Regions from separate parts of the Homo sapiens genome. Here region 2 is linked to region 1. The links are chromatin loops, found by intact Hi-C in ENCODE. Cell type or tissue: endothelial cell of umbilical vein. All regions are shown on one strand. Links, peaks and the distances in the headings refer to the core of each region. The heading gives the core; the rest is flanking DNA.

What was found. Hi-C counts contacts between places; a loop is a spot of excess contacts. Peaks named below come from ENCODE experiments on the same cell type or tissue, not always from the same donor. Only the 100,000 strongest peaks of a DNase experiment are listed, where the experiment ranks them.
Region 2: it touches region 1 in a loop (5-fold over the local background); 1 of 110 quality-filtered maps calls a loop at or near these places.

The regions. Positions count from the first base shown.
Region 1 is chr10:90,310,812-90,316,195 of GRCh38, forward strand. No RefSeq gene overlaps it. Among named protein-coding and RNA genes, the nearest start is that of LINC02653, 230 kb to the right of the region's middle. In endothelial cell of umbilical vein, for the core only: no CTCF peak of the experiment used is centred there; a DNase peak (open chromatin) is centred at 3,260.
Region 2 is chr10:90,522,105-90,527,488 of GRCh38, forward strand. It overlaps LINC02653 (long intergenic non-protein coding RNA 2653), which reads right to left. Exons shown (of 7, transcript NR_110657.1): 2 at 5,170-5,335. Among named protein-coding and RNA genes, the nearest start is that of LINC02653, 16 kb to the right of the region's middle. In endothelial cell of umbilical vein, for the core only: no CTCF peak of the experiment used is centred there; no DNase peak of the experiment used is centred there.

The DNA.
Region 1 (5,384 bases), core at 272-5,271:
CATGTACCCTAAAACTTAAAGTATAATAATAATAAAATTAAAAAAAAATGCCCATATAACAAACCTGCGTATGTACCCCCAAATCTAAAATAAAATAAAAAATTTTAATAAAGAAAAACAGACTAGAGAAGTATTAACATATTTATTCTCACTGTTCTACCAGAGTATTTATAATTAATTTACACTGTTTTTGACCTCTAAAAATAATAATCTAAAATCTAAGAGTTCATTTTACTCACTTGAATATTCTTTTCATTATATTCTAATGGCACTGAAGAAGCACCTACACAGCCTGGTTCTCTCTGGACTTAGAAGAAAGTGTGTACAATTAAGTCCAGTGAAAGTATTTTCAACACCTTTCAAATGAGTTTGGAAATGTATTTCTTTACTGTATGAGCAAGTAGTGTTTATGTTAGATAAGATATCCCAAACTGTTTAAATAGATTATGTTGTCATTATTAATGGTTAATGGAATTCAACTATTTATCCATCAGTCACATTTTGAGTGACATCTATGTGTTCTAGATGTTTGGGCTACATTACTGTGTTATAGAGAAAGATTCTTGTGCTCCTGAATCTCACATTCTAGTTGAGTCAAACAATAAATAATACACATACTAAATACATAATATACATGAGTGTTAGAAATTGATACCCGCTACAGAAAAAAAAAAGAAAAAGTAGAGCAGGATAAAAGGGATTGGAATATAGAAGCTTTTTTGACTCTTCTCATTTTCCTCCTTTTTTTGTGTGTTGCATAATATTTGCATTGTAAGAAGATATAACCATTACATACTATGCTCTATTTTTTATCTACTATAGTATTTATTCTGTAAGTATATAATTGATGCTCACCATCAGTTTATTTCATTCACATTGATTGTCTGAAATTTGTTTAACTCCTCAGAGAGGCAATATAGCAACAATATACCCTAATTCTTGCATGTTGACCACAGGTATGCCACGTATACTCAAAAGTGAGTTTTGCAAGGTATAAAATTTTTCCTTGAAATTGAAAATAAATGAACCTGTTGTGTTCTGGTAGAGATTGTTGTTTTCTAAAAGCCTAATAATAATCTTATTTTTGTCTTTAAAGCCCATAGTAAAATTTGTTTTGCTGTTGGTTGCTGTAGGCTCGTGTTTTTAGGTACACAGTATGATCTTTCTAATTGTAGTTACAGGTCTTTTATATTTAATTCAGGAAAGTTTTTTTGAATTTTAACTTTTAGTATTTATTCTTTTCTGTTGCTTCGGTGTTTACTTTAAGTTTGTCTATTATTTGTATGTTGGATTTCCCTTGTCTGTCTTTAATATTGATTACTTTCTCTTGATTTTTTTATTTATTTTTTCTTTCTTTATAAATATTCTTCCTTTTATACTCTATTTCCATTCTTATTTGGTGTGCTTATTAATTACTGTGTATTTTTAGTCCAGTCTTAATTTCTAAAATGATTTTTCATTTTATTTTATTCTTAATTATTAATTATGAATTTTGAGGTATTTTATTTTATTTATTTTATTTTATTTTATTTTTATTTTTTGAGACAGAGTCTTGCTCTGTCACCCAGGCTGGAGTGCAGTGGCACGATCTCGGCTCACTGCAAGCTCCGCCTGCCGGGTTCACTCCATTCTCCTGCCTCAGCCTACCCAGTAGCTGGGACTACAGGCGCCCGCCACCACGCCCTGGTAATTTTTTGTATTTTTAGTAGAGACGGCATTTCACCATGTCAGCCAGGATGGTCTCGATCTCCTGACCTCGTGATCCACCTGCCTCGGCCTCCCAAAGTGCCAGGATTACAGGCGTGAGCCACCGCGCCTGGCCATTTCTGGGTATTTTAAAATTCAGGCGTATATTGTTCTAAAAGTCATATCATTTTAATAATAGCTTTTAGTTTGCTTTGAAGTACGAGGTAACAGTTTTAATGTATTTTATGTTATGCCTATTTGGTATGCTTTCACTATCTATGGGAATATTATTTTGCTTTTTATTCCCTTTTTTCCTATAGTAGTTTTTTATGGGACTTGGTTTAAATACTTTCTATTAGACAATTGTATTTTTAGTTAGTTTTCCTGGATTTTTAGGAGATGTAATAGCTTTTATAATTTAATAGAATTCCCTTTTCTGTTTTAATGTAGTGTGCAAAAATATGGTGGTTTGCTTTCTGAAGTTTTCTAGCTCTGTTTCTCTCTAGATTCTTACCTTTCTTTTCTCTTTCCTTTCTCTCCATCTTGTTAAATTTCGATTCAACCCACAGCAACTTCTCTTCAATGTTGAGCCATTTCTTTGAAGGGAGCCCTCCCTGCTCAATGTCAAGAGTTCACAGAGGTGAGACTACTCAAATTTCTTTAGACTTTACTATGAGCCCCTTATGTTTCTCTATTCTCAGTGGTCAAAATCCTTTTTAGCTTTAGACATTATTCTCAAATTGGCATTCCATGCTTTTTGATGAGTACCTGAGTTTGAGATTCTTTGTTCTTAGGTCACTCAATTTTTCAGTTACTCCATTTTTTTTTTCTCTCTGTTTCTTCCCTCAGAGATGCTAACACTGAATTTCTAGAAGTTATTGATAAATTTTGGTCACAAACTTGCACACTGGGTTTAGATGGAATGCTATTTTTAAAAAAAATTCGCATATTCTTAGCTTTGTTATCTAGTTGCTTTGTCAATGGGGATTGGGAAGTTCTTAATTTAAAACTATGCTTCTTCCACTGCCCCAACTTCCTAGAATCCCCTTATCTTAACTTTTGAGATTGGAATATGTCTGCTTAAATTTTTATCTCATGAATGATTTGAAACCATTATCTCATTATCTCCAGGAAACCTTGGAGTCCATAAATTACCATAAGAATTCTCAAGACAGATAAGTATCTACAACTATAAAATGACAAGCTTTTCTGTTTAGGGTATCATGCTCAGTAATTTTTCTTAGCTAAATTCTTGCCAAGACGCAGACCTTCTGTAAGCTGTTTGGAACCTGAGAGATCAATGCTAGGTATTCCTTTGGTAGGCAACTTTTGGTATCAACTTTTCTATCATATACCCCAAGTCATCATTTTTCTCAAACCTTCTGTCTTTTAATATCACAGCAGGATTATCATTTTTAGAATGGTCTTCCTTTAAGTAGTTATCACTAATCCCATCTGGACATAAAAAAGCTAAAGATATTCAGGGAATTGGCACGCTTCCATGTCTTCAAATGGGCCACTTACCAGGATTTCACTCTCTAGTGCCTCACAGCCATACGAGATATGAGATTTAGATATTATTAAGATAGCATTTTAAAGGGAATCAATGAATCATCATATTTAGCCAATTACTCACTTTTTTATTACCCTACAATTTCAGGCCAATAAACCCCAATGACTGACTTCTCTAAGATATAGACAATCTTATTAATGAGTCATTGCCTAATACCCTGCATGATTCAAGAATATCTTGAAACAACAATTACCTAGATATCCAAATCCAGCAAGATTAAGGGACATTTTAAAAATAGATACAATTAGTGTTAAGGCACCTAATTAAACAGATTTCTATTTGGGAGTAAAAATGTCATTGAATTGGCTGTGGTGCTACCGTAATTAGTCATTTAAGCTGCCAAAGCAAAGTGAAAGTCCAAGAACTGATAAGCTTTCTAATAACACATGTACTCTATATTTTTCCCCAGAGATCAACATCAATTTCACTGAGCAGGAGTTTTCAGAATCCATTAGATTCTTCTTTTTTGAAAACTCAGACAACATCAGCATTACTCTACTATTCTATCACATTTCTGGCTAGTCAGAATTTGTCAGAGAACCAGAGGCGGTTCCTTCAGAAATAGTGCAGTTTAAATTTTCAATACCTTATGGATGCGGAAAATATTGGGGCAAAACTAAAACAAAAGGAAACGGTGAAATGGCTGTAAAGGTGCTGGTTTCCATGCAAAAGTAGGAACAGAGGCTTTTATTCCAACCTACTATGCTTACTTTCATTTTGGTGACTTTAGCTAGCATTCCATTCAAAACATGTTTTTTCAGTTTGTGAGCTCACGCCTAACTATTCCTTTCCCCATCACTTCTCTACCACTCACTCTCATGGTTACTTACTAGAGTTCATCATTACAAAAAGTGGCACCACTCCATAAGGGTCATCTGCCACTTCATTTTTAGGTAGTATTGATTCAGTTCCTCTGACTGGAGAGGTAGGAATTCCTCCCTCCTTCCCTGCCTCAAGTAAGTTCTAAGTTTAAAATTCTTTATTTATAAGTACTTAAAGCTTCTCTTTCATTATCAAGTCAAGGAAGACCATGAATCAAATATATAGTTTTCTTTTTAGAATAACACTATACATCAATAATATGTTATAAATGCTCATAATAAATATGAAATGCTAAAAAATTTCTGAGTTATAAATGGAAATTGCAATCCTTTTTAAGTAATTGGGCTTCCTTGGATGTATGTTTTTCATTATTAATATATAAGATGAAAATAAATATATCTTAAATTGGAATGAATTTAAGGTAAGGAAATTATTATTCTTGGGGGTAGAAGGATATTTTTTGAGGTAGTTAAACCAACCCTTCATCTAAAAGCATAAAAGGATTCGATGACAACTCTTTGGGGGAATAAGACAATGGATAAGTCACCCCAATTTACAATGATGCAATCTCGGCTCACTGCAACCTCCGCCTCCTGGGTTCAAGCAATTCTCCTGCGTCAGCCTCCTGAGTAGCTGGGAATACAGGCACGCGCAACCATGCCTGGCTAATTTTTGTATTTTTTGTAGATTCGGGTTTTGCCATGTTGGGCAGATTGGTCTTGAACTCCTGACCTCAGGTGATCCGCCCACCTCTGCCTCCCAAAGTGCTGGGATTACAGGCGTGAGCCACTACACCCAGTGTACACAAGCCCTCTAACTTTTATCAGTCTTTATAGAATTTAATGTCTGATGATACAATGCATAAATTATTTTATTGTTTTATTTTTAAGCATCTTTTAATATGTAATTTTCACCTAAATTCTTGAGGACAGACACAACTTCTTATTGTTTTAAAAATTTTTTCTTTGGCACTTAGCACTCTCCCTGGAAGATGGTAGGTGCTAGATAAATATAACAATAGCTACGCTTCCTAATACAGTTGGTAGTAAACTAGGTTAGTGGTTCCCTGACCTGTGTGTATTAGAATTACCTGGGTAACCTAAAACAAAATCAGGTCTATTGAATCTCCAAATAATCCATAGATACTGACATAGCTTATCCACTGCATTAAACATGGCTTAGTGCTCTATTAGATGTTTTATTTAAAAGGTATTTAATATTCTTAGCAACCGTATAAGGTAAATGTTAACAGCTCTATTATGCAAATAACAGTAACAGCTAACATTTTCTATATGTTTATTGT
Region 2 (5,384 bases), core at 99-5,098, 210 kb after region 1:
AAGCTCCGCCTCCCGGATTCATGCCGTTCTCCTGCCTCAGCCTCCCGAGCAGCTGGGACTACAGGCGCCCGCCACCACGCCTGGCTAATTTTTTCTATTTTTTAGTAGAGACTGTGTTTCACCGTGTTAGCCAGGATGGTCTTGATCTCCTGACCTCGTGATCCACCCTCCTCAGCCTCCCAAAGTGCTGGGATTACAAAGTGTGAGCCACCTGCCTGGCCTGTTTTGTTTTATTTTGTTTGTTTGTTTTTTGATGTGTCTTTGGTTCTGGTATCAGGGTAATACTGGCCTCATAGAATTAGTTTGGAAGTATTCCCTCTTCCTCTATTTATCAGAAGTTTGAGTAAGACTGCTGTTAGTTCTTCTTTAAATATTTAGTAAAATTCAGCAGTGAAGCCATTAGGTCTGAGCTTTTCTTTGCTGAGAGGCTTTTTGTTATGGCTTTAATCTAATTACTTCTTATTTGTTCACATTTTGGACATTTTTGTGGTAAAATCCTGATAGGCTTTATATAGGAATTTATCCATTTTTTCTAGGTTTTCCAATTTATTGGCATATAGTTCTTCATAGTAGCCTCTAATAAAATTTCTGTAGTAACAGTTTTAGTGTCTCTTTTTTATCCCTGATTTTATTTGGGTCTTTTCTTGTTTTTTTCTTAGTATACTAAAGGTTTGTCAGTTTTAATTATCTTTCCAAAAATCCAGCTTTTGTTTTATTGATCATTTGTATTGGTTTCTCTATTTCAATTTGAGTTATTTTCTGCTCTGATCTCGTGTTATTTTTTTTCTTTTACAAATTTTGGGTTTAGTTTGCTCTTGATTTTCTAGTTCTTTAAGATCCAACATTAAGTTTTTTATTTGACATTTTTCTACTTTTTTGATGTAGGTGCTTTAGCTATAAACTTCCCTCTTAGTGCTGCTTTCATTGTATCCATTGGTTTTGGTATGTTATGTTTCACTGTCATTTGTTTCAAGAGCATATTGTTTAATTTCAGTGTGTTTATGTAATTTCCCAAATTTCTCTTGTTATTAATTTGTAGTTTTATTCCATTGTGTTCAGAGAATATACTTGAAATAGTTTTAATGTTTTTAAAATTTTAAGACTTATTTTGTGGCCCAACATATGGTATCTCCTTGAGAATGACCCATGCAACGAAGAGAAGAATATATATTCTTCAGCCATTGGATGAAATGTTTTATAAAAACCTATTAGGTCCATTTGGTCTATAGTGCTCATAAACTCTAGTGTTTCTTTGTTGATTTTCTATCTCAATGGTGTGGCCAGTGCTGAAAGTGGCCAGCTATTATTGTATTGGGGTGTATCTGTCTCTTAGCTCTAACAGTAATTGCTTTATATATCTTGGCACTCCATTGTTGAGCACATATATATTTATAATTATAAAATCCCCTTGGTGAATTGACTCTTTTGTCTTTATATAATGACTTTATTTTTTGCTTTGATGGGTTTTTTCTTGAAATCTATTTTGTCTGATATAAATATCACTACTCCTGCTCTTTTTCATTTTCCATTTGCATGGAATGTCTTTTTCCATTCCTTTATTTTTAGTCTTTGTATGTCTTTGTAGGGGAAATGTGTTTCTTGTATGGAACAGATCATTGCGCTCGGTTTTTTTTTTTTTTTTTAATTTTATCCATTCAGCCACTCTGTGTCTTTTGATTGGAGAGTTTAGTCCATTTATATTCAATGTTATTATTGATAAATAAGGACTCACTCCTGTCATTTTGCTATGCATTTCCTGGTTATTTTGTGGTCTTATCTTGTTTCCTTCCTTCCTATCTTTGTTTTAGTGAAGGTGATTTTCTCTGGCGGTGTGTTTTAATTTCTTGCTTTTTTTGTAGCTGTTGTATGTTTTTAGATTTGAGGTTACCATAAGGCTTGCAATACTATCTTATAACCCATTATTTTAAACTGATGATGACTTAAAACTGATTACATAAACAAACATGCAAAATGAAAACTAATAAATACTCTACACTTTAACCTTATCCTCTCACTTTTTAACTTTTTATTGTTTCTGTTTATGTCTGGTCCTGTCTATATCTTGAAAAGTTGTAGTTATTATCTTCATTGGTTCATCTTTTAGTCTTTCTACTCAAAATATGAGTAGTTTACACACCACAATTATAATGTATACTATTCTGTGTTTTTCTGTTTACTATTACCAGTGAGTTTTTACTTCAGATGATTTTTTATTGCTCATTAACATCCTTTTCTTTCAGACTGAAGAACTTCCTTTAGCTTATCTTGGAGGATACGTCTGATGTTGATAAGATCCCTCCATTTTTGTTTGTCTGGGAAAGTCTTTATTTATCCTTCATGTTAGAAGGATATTTTTACTGAATATGCTATTCTAGGGTGAACATTCTTCACCTTCAGCACTTGAAATATGTCATGCCATTCTCTCTTGCCCTGTAAGGTTTCCACTGAAAAGTCTGCTGCTAGACATATTGGCGCTCATTGTATGTTATTTGTTTATCTTGCTGCTTTTGGGATACTTTCTTTATCCTTAAACTTTGGGAGTTTGATTATTACATGTCACAAAGTAGTTTTATTTGGGTTAAAGCTGCCTGGTGTTTCACAACCCTCTTGTACTTGAATACCAATACCATTTTCTAGGTTTGAGAAGTTATCTTATTATTCCTTTGAATACAGTTTCCACACCTATCTCTTTCTCTTACCTCCACTCTAAGATCAGTAACTCTTAGATTTGCCCTTTTGAGGCTATTTTTTTAGATCTTGTTCATGTGCTTCATTGTTTTTTTTTTCTTTTGTCTCCTCTGTGTATTTTCAAATAGGCTGTCTTCAAGCTCACTGTTTCTTTCTTCTGCTTGATCAATTTTGCTATTAAAGGACTCTGATGCACTATTCAGTATTGAAATTGCATTTTTCCACTCCAGAATTTCACTTGGTTCTTCCAAATTATTATAATCTCTTTGTTAAATTTAGCTAATATGATTACAAATTCCTTCTCTGTGTTATCTTGAATTTTGTTGTGTTTCCTTAATATAGTTATTTTGAATTCTCTGTCTGAAACATCACCTGTCTCTGTCTCTCCAGAGCTGGATCCCCTAAATAAGGTACCAGAACTGGTACCTTATTTAGTTTATTTGATGAGTTCATGTTTTCCTGGGTGGTCTTGATGCTTGTGGATGTTTGCCAGTGTCTAGGCATTGAAGAGTTAAGTATTTATTGTAGTCTTCAGAGTTAGGCCTTTTTGTACCTGTTCTTCTTGGAATATTTGGAAAAAAAGATTTTCCAAATATTCAGAGGAACTTGGGTGTTTTAATCTAAGTTTTGGTATCTGCAGTCATATCTGTATTATAGGGTACACCAAGCTCAGTAATGCTGTGGCTCTTGCAGACTTGTAGAGTTACCACCTTGGTGGTCTTAAATAACTTCCAGAATAATTCTCTGAATTACTAGACAGAGAATCTTGTTATCTTCCATTACTTGTCTCCAAACAAATTGAGTCAGTCTCTCTCTCTCCCTCTCTCTCTCTCTCTCTCTCTCTCTCTCTGTGCTGAGCTGTCTGGAGCTGGGTAAGGGATGACACAAGCACCCCGGTGATTACTGTGGCTGGGACTGGGTCTGACTTGAAGCTAGCACAGTACTGGTTGTCACCACTGCCTGGCTACTGCCTATGTTCATTCAAGGTCCTAGGGTTCTACAATTAGCATGTGACAAAGCCAGCCAGGCTTATGTCCTTCCCTTCAGGGCAGTGAGTTCTCCTGATCTCAGATGGATCCAGAAATGCCATCCAGGAGCCAGGGCCTGGAATCAGAAACCTTAGGAATCTATCTAGTGCTCTATTCTACTGCATCCCAGCTGGCACCCAAGCCACTGGACAAAGGCCTTCCAACTATTCCCTCCACTTCAAGGAGGAGAGGAGTCTCTGCCAATAGCCATCACTGCCCCAGGGCCATGGCAAATATTGCCTGGCTAGCCAATGTTCACGCAATGTCCAAGGGTTCTTTAGTCAGCTTATGGTGAATGCTGCCAGACCTGGGGCTCTCTCTTCATGGAAGTAGGCTCTCTTTGGCCCAAGGCAGATCCAGAAATGCCATCCAAGACTCAAGTCCTGGAACAGGGGACCCCAAGAGACTGCTTGGTGCTCTACCCCACTGTGGCCAACCTGGTACCTAAGCTGCAAAACAAATTCCCCTTCACTCTTCCCTCTCCTTTCCTCAAGCAGAAGAAGTCTCCTCTATGTAGCCACCACTACAGGGAACACGCTGGGTCACACCTGAAGCTAGCACATCTCTGAGTCTCACCTAAGGCCCATGGTGAGTACTGCCTGGGTATCACTGCTGGTTATTTGGTGCTCAAGGAACTCTTTAGTCAGCAGGTGATGGATTCTTCCATGTCTGGGTCCTTCCCTTCAAGGCAGGAGGTTCCCTTCTGGCCCAGGGTATGTCTAGAAATGTCATCCAGGAGCTGGGTCCTGAAGTGGAGGCTTCATGACTCTTCCAGTACCCTATCCTATTGTGGCTGAGCTGGTATGTAAGTTGCAAGGCAAAGTCCTCTTTAGTCTTCCCTCTCATCTCTTCAAGTGGAGAGGTATCTGTACCAGAGCTGTGAGCTGTGCTACCTGGGGCTATGGGAGGGCTGGAGCAAACACTCCCTTGGCCACTCCAGATGGTGTCTCACTAGGTCATGTGTCCCTCAAGTCCACTGGCTCAGAGCCCAGCACAACATCAGAACTTGCCCAAAACTTTTAGTCCTTCTGGCCTAGATTGCCTTACAAGTTTACTTAGGACCCCAGAGCCCTTAAGCCTACAGTAGTGGGGCTTGCCAGAACTCAGATTCCAGCCACTGGGATAGGCAATTCCCCTCTGGCTAGAGCTGTTCTAAATGCTCCCTCAGTGGGTGCCAGCTGAATTCTGCCAAATGTTGCTTTCTGCTGTGACAAGACAGCACTGACTTTCAATGCATAGTCCCACAAATCCTGTACTCTCCCTCCCTGAAGCACACAGATCCTTTCTCCGCACTATGTGGCTGCTGCTGGGAGCTGAGGGGGTGGGGGGTGGTATTAGCAATTTAAGACTGTCTTTCCTGCCCTCTTCAGTACCTCTTTCCGTGATATGAAGTTAAAACCAGGTACTATGATCACTCATCTGATTTTTGGTTCTTATGAAGGTGCTTTCTTACGTGGATAGTTGTTCAGTTTGGTGTTCCAGCAGGAAGGATAATTAGTGAAAGCTTCTCGTCAACCATTTTACTCCTCCTTCTCTCTAGTTGCAATTTTTCAAATAATTATTCCCGAATGCCCCCAGATTCTCCTTAAGTGACATTTCTAGGGGTTTCCATAGTCCCTCTACTCCTCCAAGAATTAATAAATAAATGAAGCCCCAGGAGGAAAAAAA